2 separate regions of the Homo sapiens genome follow, and region 1 is linked to region 2. Evidence: read pairs that join two places in POLR2A ChIA-PET (ENCODE). Cell type or tissue: OCI-LY7. All regions are shown on one strand. Links, peaks and the distances in the headings refer to the core of each region. The heading gives the core; the rest is flanking DNA.

What was found. ChIA-PET counts read pairs that join two places held together with the same protein. Peaks named below come from ENCODE experiments on the same cell type or tissue, not always from the same donor. Only the 100,000 strongest peaks of a DNase experiment are listed, where the experiment ranks them.
Region 1: POLR2A ChIA-PET joins it to region 2 with 11 read pairs; 2 of 35 experiments call an interaction of 5 or more read pairs at or near these places.

Annotation. Positions count from the first base shown.
Region 1 is chr22:38,901,501-38,906,874 of GRCh38, forward strand. The region is part of intron 1 of LOC105373032 (a long non-coding RNA gene); the gene reads left to right. Among named protein-coding and RNA genes, the nearest start is that of CBX6, 32 kb to the left of the region's middle. RefSeq lists enhancers at 1,882-2,051, 4,306-4,475, 4,373-4,542 and a cis regulatory region at 1,967. In OCI-LY7, for the core only: no CTCF peak of the experiment used is centred there; a DNase peak (open chromatin) is centred at 2,721.
Region 2 is chr22:40,001,988-40,007,361 of GRCh38, forward strand. All of the region lies in intron 1 of FAM83F (family with sequence similarity 83 member F), which reads left to right. Among named protein-coding and RNA genes, the nearest start is that of FAM83F, 9.7 kb to the left of the region's middle. RefSeq lists enhancers at 3,356-3,857, 3,858-4,357. In OCI-LY7, for the core only: no CTCF peak of the experiment used is centred there; no DNase peak of the experiment used is centred there.

The sequences.
Region 1 (5,374 bases), core at 271-5,270, 1.1 Mb before region 2:
GCCTGAGTGAGGAGGTGTGTGTTCTGAGCAGCTCAGCCTGTAGGCCTGGTTTCCAGCGAGTGGAGCAGTTGGCCAGGCAGTGGACCAAGGCTTACCCACTGATGGTACCAGGCAGGGCAGGGCCATTTGCAAATGCTAGCTATGCTAGCTACTTGTGGCCAGTGGACCCTGCGACTGGGGCCTTGGGAATTCCCAACAGATGCAGAGACTGCCTTTGTTTGGGGTATTTTCCTTTGCCTCCTTTTCATGGCATCAGGTGCTATCATGCTCTGATGGTGTAAGGAAAGCAGCATTCAGTAAGTTGATGGCCTTCAGGACTGGGTAAGTCAACCAGAGTGCACCTGGAGTTGTCTGTCTCTGCCATCTGGGCTGTCCAGCCACCTGGACCTAGCATAGGTCATCTTGGTGCCATCTGAGCCTCCATGCTATCTGCACCTAACACAGGTCACTCTGTGGTGCCCTCTGGGTTTGACACAAGATCTCAGGACTTTTCTCCAGTCTCTCCTCTTTGGGGATTGGTATGGAGTGCTCTGTCTGCATGGGATCTGTCTGTGTTTGTGTCTCTGTTTAGTGTTACCCCTTTCTCCAAGGGTGCTTTGGACTAGTCTCCATCCCACCCGCCAAGACTAGGTCAGAAAGCATCAAGATAGGCTGCTTCTCTCCTCTGCAGGGGAGAAAGTTTCCAATATCCTAGCCTCTAATTTTGTCATCCTCTCTGAGACCTCCAGAGTATTTCCTGAATCCATGTCAAGGTTTGTGGGGGGAGAAAGCAAGTCAACTCTCTTTTCTAGACAATCTGAGACTCCACCTGGTTACATATTATGGCCAACTTTTGTGCACATTTTAAGCTGATGGGCAAATTACAGTAAGGGAAATTCAGAGGTCAAATGGTTAACCTGCAACTCTACAGTTAAGCAGAGTCTTCTAAGGCTCTCTACCTCTCTTTTCTTTTCTGCCTTCTTTGAATCTGCTGTTATTCAGCTACTGGTGTTGAGATAAAACTTACTGTTTCCACATTACTTGGAGATTTTGTTTTTCTTATACATTTCAGCCAGTTCTAGCTAAAATGGAAACACTAGAAACTCACTTGAAACTGCAGAAAAAAGAAGAGTAAAAAGGTTTTCAAAACCAAACTGCCATAGAAACTACTTTACCCAAATTTTGGTTCACAGATTTCCTTAAATTGGGGCAAACAGCTTTCCTTAGCCATGTGAACAGGTTCCAATTTCATCAGAAAAATAATTTGGATCCAGCTATCTTTTATAAAGTGGTGAGTCTGTACTGCTATCTTATGGCTGGAGTTCCAAAGTAAAAGCTATTGGATCTTTGTGCATGTAGGTATACATGTTTAGATATGCTTGTGTGTACATACATGTATTATGTTGTATATTGTGTCTAGCATGCTACCAAATTGGATTATAAGTAAATGAGTACTCATAAATTAAATAAGTCCAGATGCTTTTCAAATTCACATGAATCTTTGGTAAATAAAACTAAAATTATTGATAGAAATGTCTTCAAAATTGTCAGAATACATTTTTGTCTGAGTTTTTTAACCAAATGGTTTTATATTTGTCTCTGTCTACATGTTAAGGTGTCAGAGTTTCACATAAAGGTTATAGGACTATAAACCCAAACAAAACCAAAATTATCTTTGTGTAATTTTTTTTTGACAAAAAGACTAGATTGTTGGTTTAATTAAAACAGCTGAATCTTCTGAGTTATTGGCAAAATGTGTTTACGTTTAAGGTTCTTGGGTGTTCACCTGCTATTCAGACTTTTAAAATGGTTAATAAATAAATAACTTATTTATTTATTTATTTATTTATTTATTTATTTTTTGAGACAGGGTCTTGCTGTGTTGTCCAGGCTGGAGTACAATGGTGCAAACTTGCCTCACTGCAACCTCCTCTTCCCAGGCTTAAGTGATCCTCCCACCTCAGTCTCCCAAGAAGCTGAACTATGGCTGTGTACCACCACGTGGTACCAGCTAATTTTTGTATTTTTTTGTAGAGATGAAGTTTCTCCATGTTGCTGAGGCTGAAATAAATTTAAATAATGACTAGATTTGTGTAACATCTCAGTTTTCAGAAGTAATCTAGATAAACTGTTAAAAATGGAAAAAATTGAGTACATGTAAATGAGATAAATGCTTGTAAGTGGACTTCTTGTATAATTTAAAATCTTGACATTATTTTGAATTAAATAATAGATGCTTTTTTGGATGTCTGGGTCATTTCCAATTAAGAAAAAAATAATGTGTGAAAACATGTTATAATGTTATAATATGGGAAAACGTAATATTATGGAATGGTTTATAATATTATGGAGTAGTTGTTTCATCTACAAAATGCTAATATCTAACAAACAGTTCAGGATTTCTTGCTTCATAGGTTTTTACTAAAATTTAAGGTTACCAAGAATAAAAATTCTAATTAATATATAATCGTGTAAGTTGTGTTATTGAAAACTAACACAATACTTTTATGTAATTTGGGGGTTATTTAAAAGTAACTTCTAAAAGAAGGTAGAAAGGACCAGTAAGTAGGAGAGAGATGTTAAGAAAGTTGTGGTTATGAAGATGTGTTTTTGGTAAGAAAGGTTATAAAGAAAAGAAAATGATTTTGTATAAAAATATAGCCTCATATGGTAAATTTTTGTCCTAAAGAAAAATGATTATTTAGGAAAGAGAGAAGTATAGGACAAGTCAGAAATTCCAAGCATGTCATAGACGGTCTGTATAAGTTGCAAAATGTTCATGAAGGGGAATTTATAAAAGGAATTTTGTGGGTTGTTTTTTTTTTTGAGATGGAGTCTGCTCTGTCTCCCAGGCTAGTGTGCAGTGGAGTGATCTTGGCTCACTGCAACCTCTGCCTTCCAGGTTCAAATGATTCTCCTGCCTTAGCCTCCTAAGTAGTTGGGATTAAGGGTGTGCACCACCACACCCAGCTAATTTTTGTATTTTCAGTAGAGTCGGGGTTTCGCCATGTTGGCCAGGCTGGTCTCAAACTGTTGACCTCAGGTGATCTGCCTGCCTCGACCTCTCAAAGTGCTGGGATTACAGGCATGAGCCACCACGCCAGGCCTATAAAAGGAATTTTGTCTTGTGGTTAAGTTAGCTATGATTAAAAGGGAATTATTTATGATAGTATTTCTAAAGAACAGTCCCCTATGTTAAAATGGGGCTTTCTTAAGCTATTGATTTGCTCTTATTAAAATTACAAGAAGATTTGCTTTTTAATTCTATAAACTGTTTCTTTTGAAAACTTCTTAGATTAATATCTTAAAAGTTCAGCTTTTGTTGTATCTCACTGCATTCAGCTTTTTCTCCCTTTGAAAAGGCCTGAGATGATAACTCTCCTTCAACTTTGTCCATCAACTTCTATAATTTTTTCCCCTCTGGATCTAACTGTTGTGGCCAGATGCTGAAATGTTTTATCTTAGAAGTCTGTAAAAGCAGTGGTTTCCTCCAGTATAACTTGATTCTGTTGTCTTGGCTTTTCTTGATATGTCTAAATTTTCAGTTAATCAGGAAACTTCTCATGCAGTTACTAAGAGTCATGTATTCCCCTGTTATACTCATGATCTTGAACATACTCTTTCTGTGTCTAATTAAATTAAAGCACTTTTTTTCATCAAGTTTGACTTCCAGGTTATCTAAGTGGGCTTCCCATAAGGAGAAGCAGTCACACCGCAGAAAGTTTTTCTTTGCCTTTTTGGCAACTGGCTCAAGAAACAAGATTCTACATTTTATGGAGGTAATTCCTATGCTGTCTTTTTTTTTTTTTTTTTTTTTTTTTTGAGATGGAGTCTCGCTCTGTCACCCAGGCTGGAGTGCAGTGGCACGATCTCAGCTCACTGCAAGTTCCGCCTCCCGGGTTCATGCCATTCTCCTACCTCAGCCTCTCAAGTAGCTGGGACTACAGGTGTCCGCCATCATACCCGGCTAATTTTTTGTATTTTTAGTAGAGACGGGTTTCACTGTGTTAGCCAGGATGGTCTTGATCTCCTGACCTCGTGATCCGCCTGCCTTGGCCTCCCAAAGTGCTGGGATTACAGGCGTGAGCCACCATGCCCTGCCCCTATGCTGTCTTTATTAGGTTTTGTTTGTTTGTTTGTCTTTGAGACAGAGTTTTGCTCTTGCCATCCAGGCTGGAGTGCAATGGCACGATCTGGGCTCACTGAAACTTCCACCTCCCAGATTCAAGCAATTCTGCCTCAGCCTCCTGAGTAGCTGAGATTACAGGCGTGCACCACCACACCCAGCTAATTTTGTATTTTTAGTAGAGATGGGGTTTCACCATGTTGGCCAGGCTGGTCTCAAACTCCTGACCTCAGCTGATCCGCCTGCCTCGGCCTCCAAAAATCCTGGGATTACAGGCATGAGCCATCACAGCTAGCTATAGGTTTTTGATTGCTTAAAAAAACTGAGATTTAAAAGGGTTAAGGCTTTTACGCCCATTTATCCTTCTGTATTGCCTTTAAAGTCTTTTAGTTATCTCCTTGTTTCAATGAGTAACTACTATTTTACAATGACCATTATTCTGTTTTGATAAAATGTTTTGAGCTTTTTAACATATTTGACAAACATCCTCAAATCAAATCCTAAATTAAGAGCCTGACTTACTGCTGAGGTTTATCAAAGCTATAAAAGTTAATCACTGGAAGTCTGTAAAATCTTTTTACAGCTTCCAGTCAGGTCATGAACTCAAGTATCACCACCTTCAGCCTCAAAAAAGCCCTAAAAGGTGCTATTAACTAATCTTTGTGCTGTTAAGTTATGGGGCTTTGACTCCTGGGTACACATATCTCATCTAAAGAAGGCATTGGCTCCTGCCAGTCTCTGACACCAAACTCGAGTTAGCCAAAGCCTCGTCTTTAGACCTGGGCAAAGGAGACAATCAAAGCAAACTGCTTTCATGAGACATCGGGATAGGTTTGTATTGAAAAACATTAAGATTCATTTAATAATTTTGCCTCTATCTGAAATAATATAATTTGTTCTATGCCTTGATACTAAATAATTTAAATGTTTAATGACCTATGAACTTCCTTTCCTGTTCTCCTCAGAACTAGGCAGGGCTTATGATCTTTTTGTGTAAAACATTGCTAATTCTTTATGTTTTGTTTTGCCTTCAAAATTTGAAACTATTCAATCCCTGCAGGCCCAGGGACTATTGCATGAGATTTTAAGGGCTGATTTTGAGAGAGAAAATTATTTCAGACTCTCCAAATCGAGAACTAGCACACAGATGCCTAAACGGCTGAACAAAATGCTTGTGTTTTGTATAGCCAATTTCTACAAGTCAAAAATACAGTAGTTCAATGCATTGAATTTATAGAGAAGTCAATTTTAGAACCTTGCCTTTTGGCT
Region 2 (5,374 bases), core at 252-5,251:
GATTTGGTGGTGGTGGGCCGTGGTTGGTAAGGGCAGCTTTCTGCCGGCCTCCGAGCTGCCTTCGGGAGGCTGTGGCGTTGGAATCCTCAGCCCAGGATCTATGCTGGGATCTGGCATGGGCAGAGAGGGATAAAGCAGGAAGGTGCAGAGGCTTCCTTGTTCCTAAAGCGGGGGTCCCCTGAGGATGTTCCCCACACACGGTCATCCTGAAGGGCCAGACTGCTGCACAGGCCCAGCCCAGAGAGCCCCAGGGCAGCCTGGAAAGACTCCCCAAGTTCTTTTAGTTCTGGAGAACTAAAGCTTTCATTGGAACAAGAGGGTGGAGCTGCTGATGGTTAACCCTGATGTAATCATTGCCTTGGGCTGTGTTTCCCTCTTTGGGGAAGAGGGAGGGGAGAGTTGGCTCCTCTGAAATCCGATACTTTGGGTCCCTGAACCTCTGAGGATGGGTGTTTCCCAGAAAGTTCAAAAGTAGAAGTTGGGGCCTCAGTAAACTTCATGACCTTCTCTTGAAGGTTCACGGTAGCAAAGCCAGTTCTGTTGGGTGGAGGTCTCCAAAAGTCCAGGCCACTGGCGGGTGGAGGGATCCCATGCGGCTGGGAGCCAGGAGCCTGGGAATCGTCATTTTTGCCCTGGCCATCTCTTTCCTAGCTCACTGGGTGACGTGGGGTACATCATTTAGCTTTGCTGGGCCTCTGTTTCTGCATCTCTAACATGGGGATAATTCTTGCCTTCTTATTTCCACAAATTGTTCTGAGAACCTAGTTCAAGGCTATGAGAAAGCACTTTGAGAAGGGTGAGTGATGCGTGCAGTAAAAGGGATTTCTCTGAAGAAGGGCTAATGTTGAGTGACAGGATCGGTGCCCTGTGTGCCATTTCGTTTCGTTAATCCAACCCTCAGCACCTTGCAAAGGAAGAGATATTTTCCCTGAGGCTCCGGGAAAGCATAAGGTTGCAGAACTCAGAAGAGGCTGGGGGAGATTCCACCCAGGTCTCAGCTCAAAGTGGTGTCCATCCACGGCAGTTGCCCTTGGGAATTGTCCTCTGGGGCCATCTCTTCCTCTAAAACTTGCAGAAACATTCAAAGTCTGTATGTCGCCAGCCAGGCCCTGGGAGGCTCTTGGACCAGTTCTAGAGACAGACAAGTACACAACTGCCAGCTGGTCCACTCTGTGCTAAGGCTGGGGAAGAGGGTTCCTCCTGCCTAGTGACATTGAGGCAGGTAACACAGGGAAGCTGGGTACAGGTAGTTTCTCCAGAGACCTAGATTGTCCTCTTTATGGCCACTTTCTGGCCCCCTGGGACTTACGCCCCTCCCTGACAGGCTGAGACCTTGAAGTGAATCCTAGCCCAGCAACTGTCAGTCCCCCCATCTTCTCACCCCCAGGGATGCTGCCTCACCTTGGCTGGTGGCCAGATCTGCCTCCCTTTTCTTAGAGCGTGCAAAGCAGAGCCTATTTGGGGACAAGCTTCCAATCCAAGCTGGGGGAGGTGGGGAGGAGGGCAGAGAACAAATGAGCCCAGGGCTGCGTCCTAGCTGACCACCTGCCCCCTGCTCAGGGGGGGTGTCCTGAGCCACCCCCAAGGCTGAGTCATTCTAGCTATCCCTGCCTGCCCCCACCCCCACACACCATGCCAGGTGCCATGACCAGCCGGCCTCAGCTGGAGCTGCTGCCCTTCCCAGTTTCCTTGTTCATTCTCTGAAATCAGAGTCTGTGGACTTGCTAATGATCCCATAATCTTAGCCCTGGAAGAGAGCCTATGGCTTTTCTAATTATTAGTCTCTCTGGCCCAGGTTTCCAATAATCTGGAAACATATGCACGCCGGGGCACAGCTTGCACGCCGGTCATCATTCTGCTGGGCTCCTTGCAGTCCTGGCAAGGCATGTGGGAGGCTCCGGATAAGTGTTATTTTATTTATTTATTTATTTTTCAGCAGTGAGTCAGGAGATGGGGGTGCGGAGGTGGGACCCAGAACTCTCTACCTTTCAGTGGGCCATTGAGGACAGACTATGAGTTTCCCGAACTCACCCGCCTGGGAGGGCTCCCAGATGGCCTGGAGATTCCTTGCATTTGCTCATTCACTCACCATGTTTCACTGAGACCCAACTATGTGCCAGGAACCAGAAATTTACAGAGGAGTACGGTGAGAATTCTGCCTTAAGTCTAATGGGGGGTGACAAAAAGAAACTAAATTTCAGCACAGTGGTAGGGGTGGGGATATTGATAGCTATTACTTATTGGGCATATAAGTGCTAGGCAAATGCCAGCCCTTTTAGAATTTTATTTTATTTTATTTTATTTTATTTTATTTTATTTTATTTTATTTTCTGAGAGGGAGTCTTGCTCTGTCACCCAGGCTGGAGTGCAGTGACTCTTATCTCGGCTCACTGCAACCTCTGCCTACTGGGTTCAAGCGATTCTTCCGCCTCAGCCTCCCAAGTAGCTGGGACTACAGGCGTGTGCCACCACACCTGGCTAATTTTTGTATTTTTAGTAGAGACGTGGTTTCACCATGTTGCCCAGGCTGGCCTTGAACTCCTGACTTCAGGTGATCCACCCGTCTCAGCCTCCCAAAGTGCTGGGATTACAGGTGTGAGCCACCGCACCCAGCTAATTTTTTATTTTTAGTAGAGATGGGGTTTCACCGTGTTGGCCAGGCTGGTCTCAAAACTCCTGACCTCAAGTGATCCACCCTCTTCGACCTTCTAAAGTGCTGGGATTACAGGCGTGAGCCACCGCGCCTAGCCTATTCCATTTAATTTTTTTACAACAATCTAGCAGCTTTTCATTTTACGGATGAGGAAACTGAGGTTCAGAGAGGATAAGGTCACACCACCAGTAAATAGGATGCTAGATGGGAACTGAGATGTGTCGATTCTCAGGCTTGTGCACCTGTACTGAGCTCCAGGTGAACAGCAGCTTCCTGGGAATTGATGGCTGAATCAGCCAGTTGTGGAAAGGCAGGGCAGGCTGTGTACAAAACTGGAGGCCCAGGACACGTGGACTCACACTGTTTCCATCACTTGAATGCCCTCCTGATCACTTTCAATCATATCCCTCCCTGCACTCTCAACTTGCCTCCGTAGGGAAGCCCTCCCAGGTAACATCATCTGGCAATAGCCACAGAGTTATCCTTGCTGCGTCTCAGCACCTCCCAGGCAAACTGCCAACTCCATTTGTCTTACCCTGATAGATCAATCAAGAAATACCTCGACAGATATTTCTTGAGCCCTGCCTCGCTCTGTCCATGTACTTGAGAGCTCAAGGCTAGTAACACCAACCAGCAGATGATCCTAAAAATCGCTTGTGTATCTTCTTTGGATTTTTTTTAGCCACTGATTTATCTTTCTAATTATGTTTGGCTTTAAGCTAATGTTAAAATGAGCTTGCATTAGATAATTTTCACTAATTAACACCAACTTAGTGCCGGGAAAGTCATCCCAGAAGCTTGCCGTGGGGCAGGGAAAAGCTGGCCTAGGATCTTACAAAGAATTGCTCTGCCTACTCCCTGGCAGGTCACAACACGTGGCTGTTCACAGCTGAATTAGCTGGCCTTGCTCACATGGGTGCCATCTGTCTTCCTCCTCTGGAGAGCCAGCCTGGGTCTCCTTTGTACATACACCCTCCTTCATTCAACCTTGTCGAGAGTGATGGCCTCACTGGATCAGCTCGACAGGGAGTGAGCCCCAGGGGTTGCAGCAGGGAGACCTGACCTGCAGGGTCGGAATCAGAGCCCCACACTGAGGTAGAGGGCTCTGGGAGAGGAAGCGGCCTGGCTGGGTGGAATTGGGCTCTGCTGCTGCCAGTGTAGGGAGGGAGCCCAGTGTTTTATGATGTCTAATTAGTGAGTCCAAGACAATGGAACGCGGCCACAGATAGCTGGGAAGCCCCAGCGGACGAAGCACAGATGCTCTGCTGCTGGGGTGGGGGCAGCCTCGCCTCCAAGTGGGGAACAAGACCCTGTTGTAGCCGGGCGCGGTGGCTCACGCCTGTAATGCCAGCACTGTGGGAGGCCGAGGCGGGCAGATCATTTGAGGTCAGGAGTTTGAAACCAGCCTGGCCAACATGGCGAAGCCCCGTCTCTACTGAAAATATAAAAATTACTCAGGTGTGGTGGCATACTCCTGTAATCCCAGCTACTCGGGAGGCTGGGGCAGGAAAATTGCTTGAGCCCGGGAGGCAGAGGTTGTAGTAAGCAGAGATTGCACCATTGCACTCCAGCCTGGGCAACAGAGTGAGATGCCATCTCAAAAAAAAAAAAAAAGATGCTATTGCAGCTCTGGATTTGGCTCTGCCCTCTTGATGGACCAGGACTCAGGCCCAAGCCACATCTCAGCTCCCCAAGGGAAGCCACCTATGTGGAGGCATTCTGTTTAGATCGATGGCAGGGCTCTGTCCCCCACCCCTCCTGGATAGATGGGGAGACACCCTCATGTGCCTAGACAGACACAGCACTGGGCAGACATGTGTCCTAGGGAAGGCACACACTACACTGGGGACTGAGGACAGAGGACAATCCTGGGACAGCCCTGGGAAGAGTGAAACAAGGACCTCAACAAAGAGCATTCCCATCACTACAGGCTTAGAGAGTGACTGTGTGAGTTAAGGCACAAGCCGGGGCCTGCTGGGTGAGTTTGGAGAACATCAAATAATCTTGTGGGGTATGAGCTGATTATCTGGGGGAAAGTGGATAAATGCCTCTTTGGGTTGGACGCACATGAAGGGTCTGCAGCCAAGCTGAGGGCCTTGGACTTGGCTGTAGGCAGAGTCCGGAGCCGCTGAGTGGGCAGGGAAACGGGGAAACAGGGCACTTGGGTTGTGTTACGGGGTCCGTCTGCCAAGAGGGGAACAGTCAGGGCAGCGTGAACTAGCATTGCTGCACGGTGACCCTGAGCACCTCCTGTGTGTCAGGCCCTGTCCCAGAGGAAGGGCAGAGCTCAGCCAGCTGGGGCAGGCACCAGGCAAGATTTTATCTAGGCTTGATCACATTTCTTTTCATCTTCATAGAACCATGAAGTAGCCTCATTTTACAGGTGGAATTCAGAGGGCTTAAGTAACTTGCACAAGGCCTCACAGCCTGCGTGGAATCTGTGGCACTTTCCCCACTGCAGTACACTTCCGTACTGTTGGATCGATGTGAATCTAGAGACCAGGGATGGAGGAAGTTAAAGGGGTGCTCTGTGGGGGTCTTGCAGCAGGAGCCCCTCCTGCGGGCAGCTGTGCAGCCTCCTCTCCTCTCCTCCCCTCCCCTCCTCCTCTCCTCCTCCTTTCCTCCTCCTCTCTTCCTCCTTTCCTCCTCTCCTCCTCCTCTTGTCCTCTCCTCTCCTCCCCTGTCCTCTCCTTCTCTCTTCTTCCTTTCCTCCTCCTCTCC